Linked DNA regions of Homo sapiens: region 1 is linked to region 2. Evidence: chromatin contacts called from ENCODE Hi-C or POLR2A ChIA-PET data. All regions are on one chromosome and are shown on one strand. Each heading gives the region's core, a stretch centred on a gene start or an enhancer-like site at or near the end of the contact. The rest is flanking DNA. Distances are from core to core; before and after follow the strand shown. Region 1 overlaps LOC105373134 (a long non-coding RNA gene). Region 2 has its middle 25 kb from the start of TMSB4X.

Evidence for each region. A loop is a pair of places that touch in the nucleus more often than their neighbours do. ChIA-PET counts read pairs that join two places held with the same protein, here RNA polymerase II (POLR2A). Pooled maps may share reads with other maps.
Region 1: a loop to region 2 is called in a map of GM12878, with 2.1 times the contacts of the local background. The contact joins two enhancer-like sites. A Hi-C loop is called at or near these places in 1 of 168 maps with a recorded cell type or tissue (GM12878), 1 of 37 single-sample maps with no recorded cell type and 11 of 50 pooled maps. POLR2A ChIA-PET finds 5 or more read pairs at or near these places in 1 of 52 experiments (naive thymus-derived CD8-positive, alpha-beta T cell).

What each region holds. Positions count from the first base shown.
Region 1 is chrX:13,159,087-13,164,600 of GRCh38, reverse strand. LOC105373134 (a long non-coding RNA gene) reads left to right here. Exons shown (of 3, transcript XR_001755798.2): 1 at 1-2,179. Among named protein-coding and RNA genes, the nearest start is that of FAM9C, 120 kb to the right of the region's middle. Within about 2 kb of position 3,445, at least 13 of the 41 ENCODE cell types and tissues checked have a DNase peak (open chromatin) inside an H3K27ac peak, as active enhancers do.
Region 2 is chrX:12,997,599-13,002,619 of GRCh38, reverse strand. No RefSeq gene overlaps it. Among named protein-coding and RNA genes, the nearest start is that of TMSB4X, 25 kb to the right of the region's middle. Within about 2 kb of position 1,924, at least 19 of the 41 ENCODE cell types and tissues checked have a DNase peak (open chromatin) inside an H3K27ac peak, as active enhancers do.

The DNA of each region.
Region 1 (5,514 bases), core at 2,196-4,695, 160 kb before region 2:
TGGACTTCAGTTGAGTGGAATTTCTTGAATCCTTGATGTGAATGAGGAATGCGGAGGAGCCCATGCAAAAGCAGATTTACTGGAAAGGAGAACTGGAAATTTCAAGGGGTTTGTGTTTGTCATTGTCAACCCTTTTAGCAAATAACATTGATCATTAGGGTGGGTGTTATTGTTGTTGTTGTTTAAGAACGTACGAGAATTTGTAAAATGCAGAGAAGCAAAAGTTGGAAAACTAAAATTGCTTGCCACCAGAGATCAACTACAGCACTTAGGCCTATTTCCTTCTTACCTTCTTTCTTTCTTCCTTCCCTCCCTCCTTCCTCCCCTCTTTCCTTCCTTCTTTCCCATCCATTTATCCATCATCTACCTAGCTCTTTTTATATAGCTATTTCTTTATTATTATTATATCGTTATATATCTTTGTCATTTGTTATATAAAGTTTGCATTGTTGCTGCTTTTAAAATGTTTTGACCTGTAATCTTTAACTTGCAACCTTTAAGCCAGGGGGTCTTCTGGCTTTGTTAGGCAGGGTGGCTCATGGGAATTCATGGCCTCTTATTCTGGTAAAAACTTCCTTGCAATCAAGAATGTGGTGTTTTTTCTTGGTTTAAAACAAACAGAAACAAAATCACACAGAACTAGAAGAGTTTGCACTAAACATATATTTTTAAATTTCTGCCTGCAAAATTATGTTCCACTGCCTCCTCTTTGCTCAGTTTCCCCCTTATATCCCTCCAGATGTAGCCTCTGGAGTTCCTTGAGTCTCTGAGAGATTGTTTCATAGGGCAGGATCAGAAATGACTTGTCAAGATCCCTGCAGAAGCATCTAGAAAGATGGGTAATTTATAATTAAAACAATAAGTAATGGCGGTTAACATCTTGCAAGGTGTTATATATTTAATTTTTTTTTTTAACAGTCTCTTTTTACATTCATGAACTCAGCCAGGAGTGGTAGAAAGATAGTTTGGATTGTGAGTCAAGGTGCCTTGAGTTCTAGTCCTAGTTTTTTCTCAACTATTACCTTCTAAAAGCACTTAAATTCTCTGTGCCTCCATTTTCCTATATATAGAAGGAAGTGGGAGGGTTTGATGGTTAGCGGGCCAGATGCTTGCTGAGATCATTTCCAGGTCAGCAACCGCACTGTATTATGAAGGTTTTGGTGGCCCCATATTGGATGGGCATTATTTCCATTAACTACCAGTGAACAGTGCATTTGCCATGGGTACACGCTTAGATGGAACCTGATAATATACTAATTTGGTGAGGTTGGGGGTTGGGAGGCAGGGGAATCCAAGGTCTGATTTCCCCCAAGCAAAGTCTGCTAATGTTGTTCCTCTATGCTGCTTCTAGTTTTTTTGGATAAGCTAAGTGAATAGGGGTGTGTGCATATAGATATGCAGGATAATTTATCACACACATACTTCATTGGGGAACTGGCACCAGTTGGTACTTCCTGAGCAGCTCCAGTCAGTGCTTTCAGAGAAGAAAAAAAACTAACTTGTGCAGATGCCTTTACATGTATTATTCCACCTAATTCTCACAGCATCCCTTCAGGGTAGATCCCCTGTTTTGTAGATGTACACACTAGGGTTCAGAGTGATTGAGTAACTTGTTCAAAATGTGAACACGGATCCATAGGACTCTAGGGCCAAAGTACATTTCAGAGGACTCCACTTTGACTCACTCTACTGAGGCAGAGGGAAAAGAAGAAAATAAGGGGAAGAGGAGCAGGTGAAGAAGTGGACTAAAGGAGTTTCCTCTGCATGGTGCTGTCGCAGAACTACTCTTACAGATAGTGCAGCGCAGGTGTGGGTCAACAAGCTCCTTTCCTATGCTCCTTTGCCACGTTCTATTGCCTTTCTTTTGGGATTATCAGGTTTCCCAGGGCTCCCAGGCTTTCCTATCCCTCCCACTAGCACCCCATCCTGATGAGCCATTACCAATATTTCATGTTCTAGAATCATCTCGTCTTCTGATTCCTGCAATAGAAGCTTCCTTTTCTCTATATGGTGGATTCAGCTAAGTGGAAAGCAATCTGACTGAGTGGATCTATATGAGAATGTGAATGCCTAAAAGGTTCTCATTATTAAGAAGGATGTTGATATGTGAAAATCTGACAAATGCCATTGCAAACAGAAACTGGGTGAAGAAAACAAAAATTCAGGCTGTTGGGAGAAGGTGAGATATTTGGGGACTGAGAAATGTCAGGAGCCAGTCAGTAGGAAGTGGAGTGGATGTTCCAGCTACAATTCCATGGCAACAGGGGGATCTGAAAAGGAATCTCAAAGGTCCCTAATAAGTAAGGGGTTCCTGTGTAGGAGAGCATCTGTGTATTAAAAATAAGGCTGATCCCAAGCTGAAACAAAAAACAAGCAAATTGTGATATTGTGATGTATATTTGGTCTTTGACCCTGTTTCCTGGCATACAAATCCTAAAATCCTTAGAAATTCCAAAGTGTTGTCTTTTTGTACCCTAATGAGTTGACTGATAGCAGGCAGCCCCTAGGCAGCTTCAGGATGGGGGTTTGTCACCCAGAAAGACTAACTTTTAGCACCACTCCCAACCTCCAGGGAAGGGAGAGGAGATGTTGAGTGTATCACCAATGGCCAATGGTTTGATCAATCACGCCTAAGTAATAAAGCCTCTAGAAAAACCCAAGAAGACAGGATTCAGAGAGCTTCCAGATAGCTGACCACGTAGAGGTTCCTGGAGGGTGGTGCCCAGGGAGGGTATCAAAGCTCTGCACCCCTTCCCTCATACCACGCCCTACACATCTCTTCATCTGTATCCTGTGTAACATCTTTTATAATACATGAGTAAACATAAGTGTTTTTCTGAGTTCTGTGAGCCACTCCAGCAAATTAATTGAACCCAAGAAAGGGGGATTGTGGGCAACCTGATTATAGCCAGTCGGTCAGAAGCACAAGAAAAATAACCTGCAGCTTTTAATTGGTATCAGAAGTGGGGGTGGGGGCAGTCTTGGGGACTGAGCCCTCAACCTGTGGGATCTGACACTCTCTGGGTAGAGAGTGTCAGAACTGAATTAGAGGACATGCAGCTGATCTGCTCCTTGATGTGTAGAGAAATGCCCCACCCCCCCACCCGCCACACACACACACACACACACACACACACACACACACACACACACATATTTGGTCACAGAAGTTTTCTGCATTGTTGTTGAGTGAGGAAAAGTAAAAGCGCTTGGAGTGTGTGTGTGTGTGTGTGTGTGTGTGTGTGTGTGTTTCCACGTTCAGACAAATGAAAGGTGGAGCAGTGGTGAGAGAGAGCAGACAGTCCATTGAATTTGGACCCACAAAGGCCCCCTGCAAGAGCTGCTGGTGTTTGCTCCCAAATTGCAGAGTACATGAAGACAATGTGTTTCCTGCTTTCCAGGGCATAGGTTAGTACTCATGGCCCTGGGCCTGGGCATTCAGCCACATCTGTTGGCCCTGCCACGTACTCAGGGGTGGGAGGGGAAAGCAACTTCTGGGAATGGCTTCCTGTTCCCTGCTCCTGGAGCTAAGTCCAAGAAAAGAAAAAGAAACCAATTTCACCTTTTCCTCTAAACGTCATTGTTATTGACACAACCGTCTGCAATGATCAATTAAGCAAATCTGAAGACTCAAATGCTTTTATGCTTCTTATTTAAAAGTTGCTTAGAATTTATTCCCTAATTCCAGATGAGTTACCAAAAGAGAACGTTTAAGTGACTTCTCCAAGATCACTGGACAAGGGGGTGGGTCCAACCCCTACATACGTAGCACATACAACTGGCCTGATTGGAGGGACCATCCAAGAATCTTCCTCCTCCATATTCTCACACAACTCTCTGCCCCTTTGCAAGTGCCTACACTTTCCAGAATTGAGAGTCATTCCTCAGTGTCTTGAGAGTCCCTTTATTCAAGTCCAAATCCTAGGGCAGGAATTGCACTTGAGCTTTTATCAACAATTTACCTAGTGGAACCTTCTGCCTCATACCTCTTTCTGAGACAGATGTCTGGAAGCCAGGCCTTCTGGGGATAAGGCAGGAATGGGATGCTTCACCCTATTGTGGGAGAAGAGAAGACTGGAGATGGGAATTTGCCAAAAACAAACCTTGTTAGGGGCCTGTGCTGCTTCCAGCTGGATAGCTATCCCACACTGCAGCTTTATTAATTAATCTTCCTCTTGGGAGTGTGTTTTAAGTACCAAGCAATAAAATAGTCTGGGAGTTGACATGTTTAATTAAATTGAGGTTTATTTCAACTTATTTACTATCTTCACTGATTCTTTTACCTATCTCTGGTCCCCAAACATAAGCAGCCCCAAGGACTGGCCCTGGCTCCTTTTTTCTATACACTGTTAATTTGGATCACTCTCACTCTTTCAGGTTTAAGAATCACAATTGGGAGGCCATACCTCCCAAGTTTGTCACTAATTCAGGAGCCAACAAACTTTCTCTGTAAAGGGCCAGATAGTAAATTTGTCAGGCTTTGCAGGCCATGCAATCTATTGCAACCACTCAACTCTCCTATTGCAGCATGAAATCAGCCAAAGACCATATGTCAATGAATGGGCATGGCTGTGTTCCAATAAACTTTATGAACATTGAGATTTCAATTTCATGTAATTTTCACTTGTCACAATATATTATTCTTTGGATTTTTTTTTTCCCAACCACTTGACAGTGTGAAAACTATTCTCTAGCTCATGGACCTTAGAAAAGCAGGCAGTCAACCTCTGTTCTGACCAATACCTTTCTCCAAGTTCCAGGCCTCCTGCTCTCAAAAATGCCCTCAGACTTGAAGTTTCTAATATGAAAATTGCTCTGTCTTTTACCCACCCCACAAAACAGCTGTTCTTCTTGACTTCTTTGTCTTAGGATACCAGAATTCTCCCAGAGTCCCAGCTGGAACTCCAAGGGTTTCCTTGGTTTCCACTTGTCATCCCTTATGCCAAACCAGTACCCCAATCCCATTGCTGACCCACATGCAATGCATCCAGCATCTGTCTCTCTCTCTCCTGTCCTCAAAGTTCTGTATATCCAAATTAATTTTCCTAAAGCAAGATTTTTATTAAAGAACACACTTCAAGGTCTCTACTGTTTCCTGCACACAGTAACCCAGCCTGCAGCACCCTGCACTTATATATATATGCAGTTTTCCCTTTGAGGGAGTTTTCTAGTTTCATCTTCCACTATTTTCCTACACAGATTTTCTGTGCAAACAAAAATGACTTGCCTTCAACAGGTGAAATTAACATGCTGGGGTCAGGCAGGGAGTTCCTACCTCTATGCCTTTCTTCTTGATCTTTTCTTCTGTGAAATCCTTTTCCTGCACCCCTGGACCTATCAAAAAGTTCATGACCAACCATACTGAGATACCACTTCACTTATACTAGGGTGGCTATCATAAAAAGACTGACAATAACAAGACTTGACAAGGATGTGGAGAAATTGGAACCCTCCTATGCTGTTAGTTGAAATGTAAAATAATACAGCTGCTTTGGAAAAACAATCTGGCAGTTC
Region 2 (5,021 bases), core at 675-3,174:
AGAACTACCACCACCTCACCACTATAGCAGCTGAAGGCAGATTTTCTCAATACATCTTCCAACTCATAAAAAGAGAAAGGAAGACCTTACTTCTCCCAAATGTAATCCCAGTAGTGTAATTATAGTCACACATCACTTAACAATGGGGCTATGTTCTGAGCAATGCATCGTTTGGTGATTTCATCATTGTTCGATCATAGAGGTACTTACACACACCTAGTTGGTGTAGCCTCCTGCACACCTAGTCTAGATGGTATAACCTATTGCTCCTAGTCTACAAACCTGTATAGCATGTTCCTGTACTGAATACTGTAGGCAACTGTAATACAATGGTGAGTATTTGTATATCTAAACATAGAAAAAGTATAGTAAATATATGGTATAAAAGATAAAAAATGGTTCACCTGTATAGGGCACTTACCACAAATGGAGCTTGCAAAACTGGAAGTTGCTCTGGGTGAGTCAGTGAGTGGTGAGTGAATGTGAAGGCACAGGGCATGACTGTATACTACAGTAGACTTTATAAACACTGTACACTTAGGCTACATTAAATTTATGTTTAAAATATTTTTCTTTCTTCAATAATAAATTAACCTTAGCTTACTGTAACGTTTTTACTTTATACACCTTCGAATTTTTTTAGCTTTTTGACTCTTTTGTAATAACAGCTTAAAATATACATTGTACAGCTGTACAGAAATGTTTTCTTTCTTTATATCCTTATTCTGTAAACTTTTTTCTATTTTCAAACTTTTTATTTTATTTTTGTGTGTGTTTTTACACAAACACAGACATTAGCCTAGGCCTACACAGGCTCAGGATTGTCAATCTCACTGTCTTCCACCTCCACAGCTTGTCCCACTGGAAGGTCCTCAGGGGAAGTAACAGGCATGGAGCTGTCATCTCCTATGATAACAATGCCTTCTTCTGGATACCTCCTGAAGGACCTGCGTGAGGCTGTTTTACACTTAACTTTATATCTATATGTAGGAGTACACTCTAAAATAATGATAATGGTGGGGTGCAGTGGCTCATACCTGTAATCCCAGCGCTTTGGGAGGCTGAGGTGAGAGGGTCACTTGAAGCCAGGGGTTCCAGATCAGTCTGAGCAACGTAGTGAGACCTGTTCTCTACAAAAAATGTAAAAATTAGCCGAGCATGGTGGTGCACACGTATAGTCCCAGCTACTTGGGAGGCTGAGGTAGGAGGATCACTTGAGCCTGGGAGGTCCAGGCTGCAGTGAGCCATGATTGTGCCACTGCACTGCAGCCTGGATGACAGACTACTGACTCAGGATCTTGTAAAATTCAAATCTAACATTATCCTAAGTAGAAGATGCATCCCTTCAGGATAAGTCAGGTGAAGACTCATTCCACAAATACTAACGCTACCATTTCTGGTTGTCTGAGCTACAAAGGTAAATAAAATGCAGCTTCGATCTCTCTCAGAGCTCACACCTGGCTTAAATTTAAACATCTTTAAGGTAGGGAAGTAAAGGAAAAGCGGAAAAAAAAGCCCTTCAAAATCAGGGAAAGGAAAGCCAAAAGCACTTTATGTTTTCTCATTCTAGATGAGATTTTTAAAAATCATTCTATTTTATTTTTCTTTTTAAAAGAATCGCATGCGGGAATTAGTACAGGGACAACTCTAATATCAAGTTTGTGTATTTAACCTCACATTCTATAAAAGAGCTGGAACAAATGCACTTAAATCAGTGATATTTGAGCTGATGGCTTGAAATTTATTATCAGTCTTTCTGGAAATGATTTTCTTACTCTTTAGGGTTCTCGATTTTTATTTGCATGTTTCTGTTCAGCTTGTAACTACTACAAAGATCAGGAAGAGGAAACAGGACTGCACGGCCCAGTCCTCTTCATGTTTGAGAAATGGCTGAGTCGGCTCCTGGGACGGGCACATGCTTCTAGAATATTGTGGGCTTGTTAAGCCAGTCCCAAAGCAACAATGGCACTGCAGTTTCCAATGCCAAATTCAATGTCGTTTTTGGGTTTTACTTCATAGCCAAACCAAAGAACAGACACTCAAACAGATACATTTCTTGCCTGTTATTTTCCACCCTTTCTTAGCCAGTCCTTAGAAGGATATACAGGCAGGCATTTCTGCTCGTCTGGAAAAAATCAGTGGTGCAGAATATGACAAAAGGTTTCACTTCCTTTTTAGCCTTTATTGAGCAGAAAAGAGCAATTTGAAAATGCTGTCGCTGGGGAGTAAAAAGTCACTTCCTGGCCGCTTTTGTCAAGAGGGCCCCTGCCGCTTGGCACATCTTCAAATAGAATCAAGAGGCACACTTGATTATATCCTTCATGAAAACATTTAAATAATGTGAGGGTTCTGATTTAACATCCTTTCCCCCACATCCCAGGAACTCTCATAGCCAAAATGATGATGCAGCCTTACTTAAAATGTACCTCTCTAAGGTATTCAGAGCTGTTTTAAGGATTCCCCCATAGGCAAGCTACTTAAATGGCTCTAACAACTCAGAAATATAAGACTAAAATTGCACCAGAACCCGCATAGAGTGTCTTAGCAATAATACCACACGTGGCACAAATAATATATATTAGGTTGGCTGTTGCTTAAAAAAAAAAACAATGCCACAAATGTTTAGAAGGAAAATAAAAGGCACTCATGAAATAGTGGTAATCAAATATGAGAAGGTGATATCAGAAGACATTTGTTCTCAGATCTTCTTAATGTAATTCACAATATCCACTGGCAATATGAGCCCCCAGTGGCACCCACTACTCTCCTTTTGATAAATGCAATGGTCTCTTGGCTTTTAAAAAGATAAATCTTGGGTATAACGCTGAGCGTCAGATAGTAATAAAGGTATTTTATACTGTTTTGCCACTGATGACCAAAAAGAAAGTGAGATGAATCGAATTGGGAAAGATACAGCTGTTGAACGTTGAATGAGCAAAGCACCCGGCAGGAAGTGTGTAGGTGAAACCAAACACTCGGTTCAGAGGTGAAATCTGCATCTGACTGGCGGGTTGCAGTTTTCCTTACTAAGAGCAGTTGGGCTGGTTGTTTTTTCCTCCAAAAGACACAGAAATGATCAGAGTAGGTCAGAGAGCTGACTTACTCCTTTTAGAAGCCTTTGGTTTGGCTGTTGGTAAACTGGAAATTGAGTTAACGAAATCTATTGAATTACCAACGAATTCTATCTCACTCTTGTTCTCTTCGAGAATTGGGTAACTCATTGAATATTTTTGACCCACTTTTCCAGAAGCTGAGTGATGTGGATGGATGTCAATATGGCTTTGAATGATGCTTCTTCCAAGCTTTATAGTCTCTGGGATAGGATTGCAAATAAAGCCAGAGGGCTCCTGTGTTTCGTTTGTGTGACATTCACAGTATCCTACACACAATAGATGCTTCATAAATGAGTGTTGAATGAATTAAGTTGGTTCATGATGCACCTATCCCACCCTCTCCATGTAAATACCTATAAATAAACAAATAAATAAAAATAAGGATAGATAACAAGCCCATGTAAAGCCCAGAAAGTCTGTATCTATATATTTCCATAATGTCAAACACTTGGATGTTTGGAAACTTCTGGATGGTTGCCTCTACGATTCTATTTTCTATTATTATTTAATGATAAAAATAGATTATATACAGGGATCCTCAGGCAAGGCAAGACATGATCTACCTACCCCATAGTCTCTTGGTTCCTACTGCCCTCTAAAAAAATTTCTATGAGAAATTGAGCCACATCTGGATATGTCACTTAGGATAGTTTGCCAATACTTGACAATGAGACTCAGAATGTTGCTGTATATTGATGCAGTTCTCTCTCTCTCACCCTCTCTCCCCCCTCTTTATCTTGCCTTTTCCATAAAGCTTTAGAATAACTAGCTCTTTTATTCACTCTGATAGAAATAGAAGAGAGCCCAAAGCCCCAGCCTTTTCAGGAATTCCAGGGCAACTGAGTTACTGCAGCTACTGTACAGCCCCTGCTCCCAGGAATTTTCCTTTCCCAGTGTCCCCAAACACCACCCACAGCCACACACCAGTCCCTCTGAAGAGAGTTTCTCAGCAATCAGGCCCTCTGCCCATCACCAGGCAAGAAGCCATTCTGGGGAATAAGATGACAATAACCGAGAGGACAAAAGCCTGCTCTGTGTGCATTTCTGTCTGCCCCATTGTTGTGAGCACGAGGCAACTTGGGGTTGTGCATTCTCTGCGTATCAGGAAATCTGTAATCAGGGGAAATTGTTTCTTTTTACTTCCAAGGACATGAGCAAATTTAGAGCAGTGTTTTGGGGAGGGATTTCTTGTTTGGGGGGTTTGTGTTTGTTTTTTCCTCCTCCCTTTCATAGAAGAAGAGCTTAGTGCAGGCTTTTAACTTGAAACTAGGAGGTGGATCAGAACTACTTTTCAGTACAGAAACTGCAGGTCCTGGATTTGTTATTCATATTTGTCCATTTGCTACACAGCACTTTATCAAGATCTTTGGCAAGTGTACTTCCACGTTGACTTTATTGGTTTCATATTAACAGACTTTATCTTAGAGTGGGGAAGAAGGGAGGGGCCGCCTGGGCAAACTAATGTTTGTTATGTGAAAATACTTCTGTGGGTAACACTAAAGGGAAAGGAATAATTTGGTTAAATAAATGATTTGAGCCTAGGAAAATAAGTCAATGAATCCACTAACAATTTAGAAGCAAGTACTTCTGTCCAGATTTAAATTCAACTGAGAGTTATTGAATGCACATGCTTTTACAGTATCTCACTTTGTGTTAAAGTGCCACTTATTGAACTAGCTTGTTCTTACCACAAAAGTAATATGAAATGAGACAGTTTGCATTCTAATTTCGCCTTTTTTGTCTTGCTTTCTTGGAGACCCAGTGACATGTATTCCGGTTCATATTATTTTTCTGTTTTATGAATAAAATATATGTATGCATGAAAATGAATATCTAATGAAATATCTGATGCCTATTGACCACTTGCTATTTGTCAGTCACACTGTTAGACCTCTTGTAAGTATAATC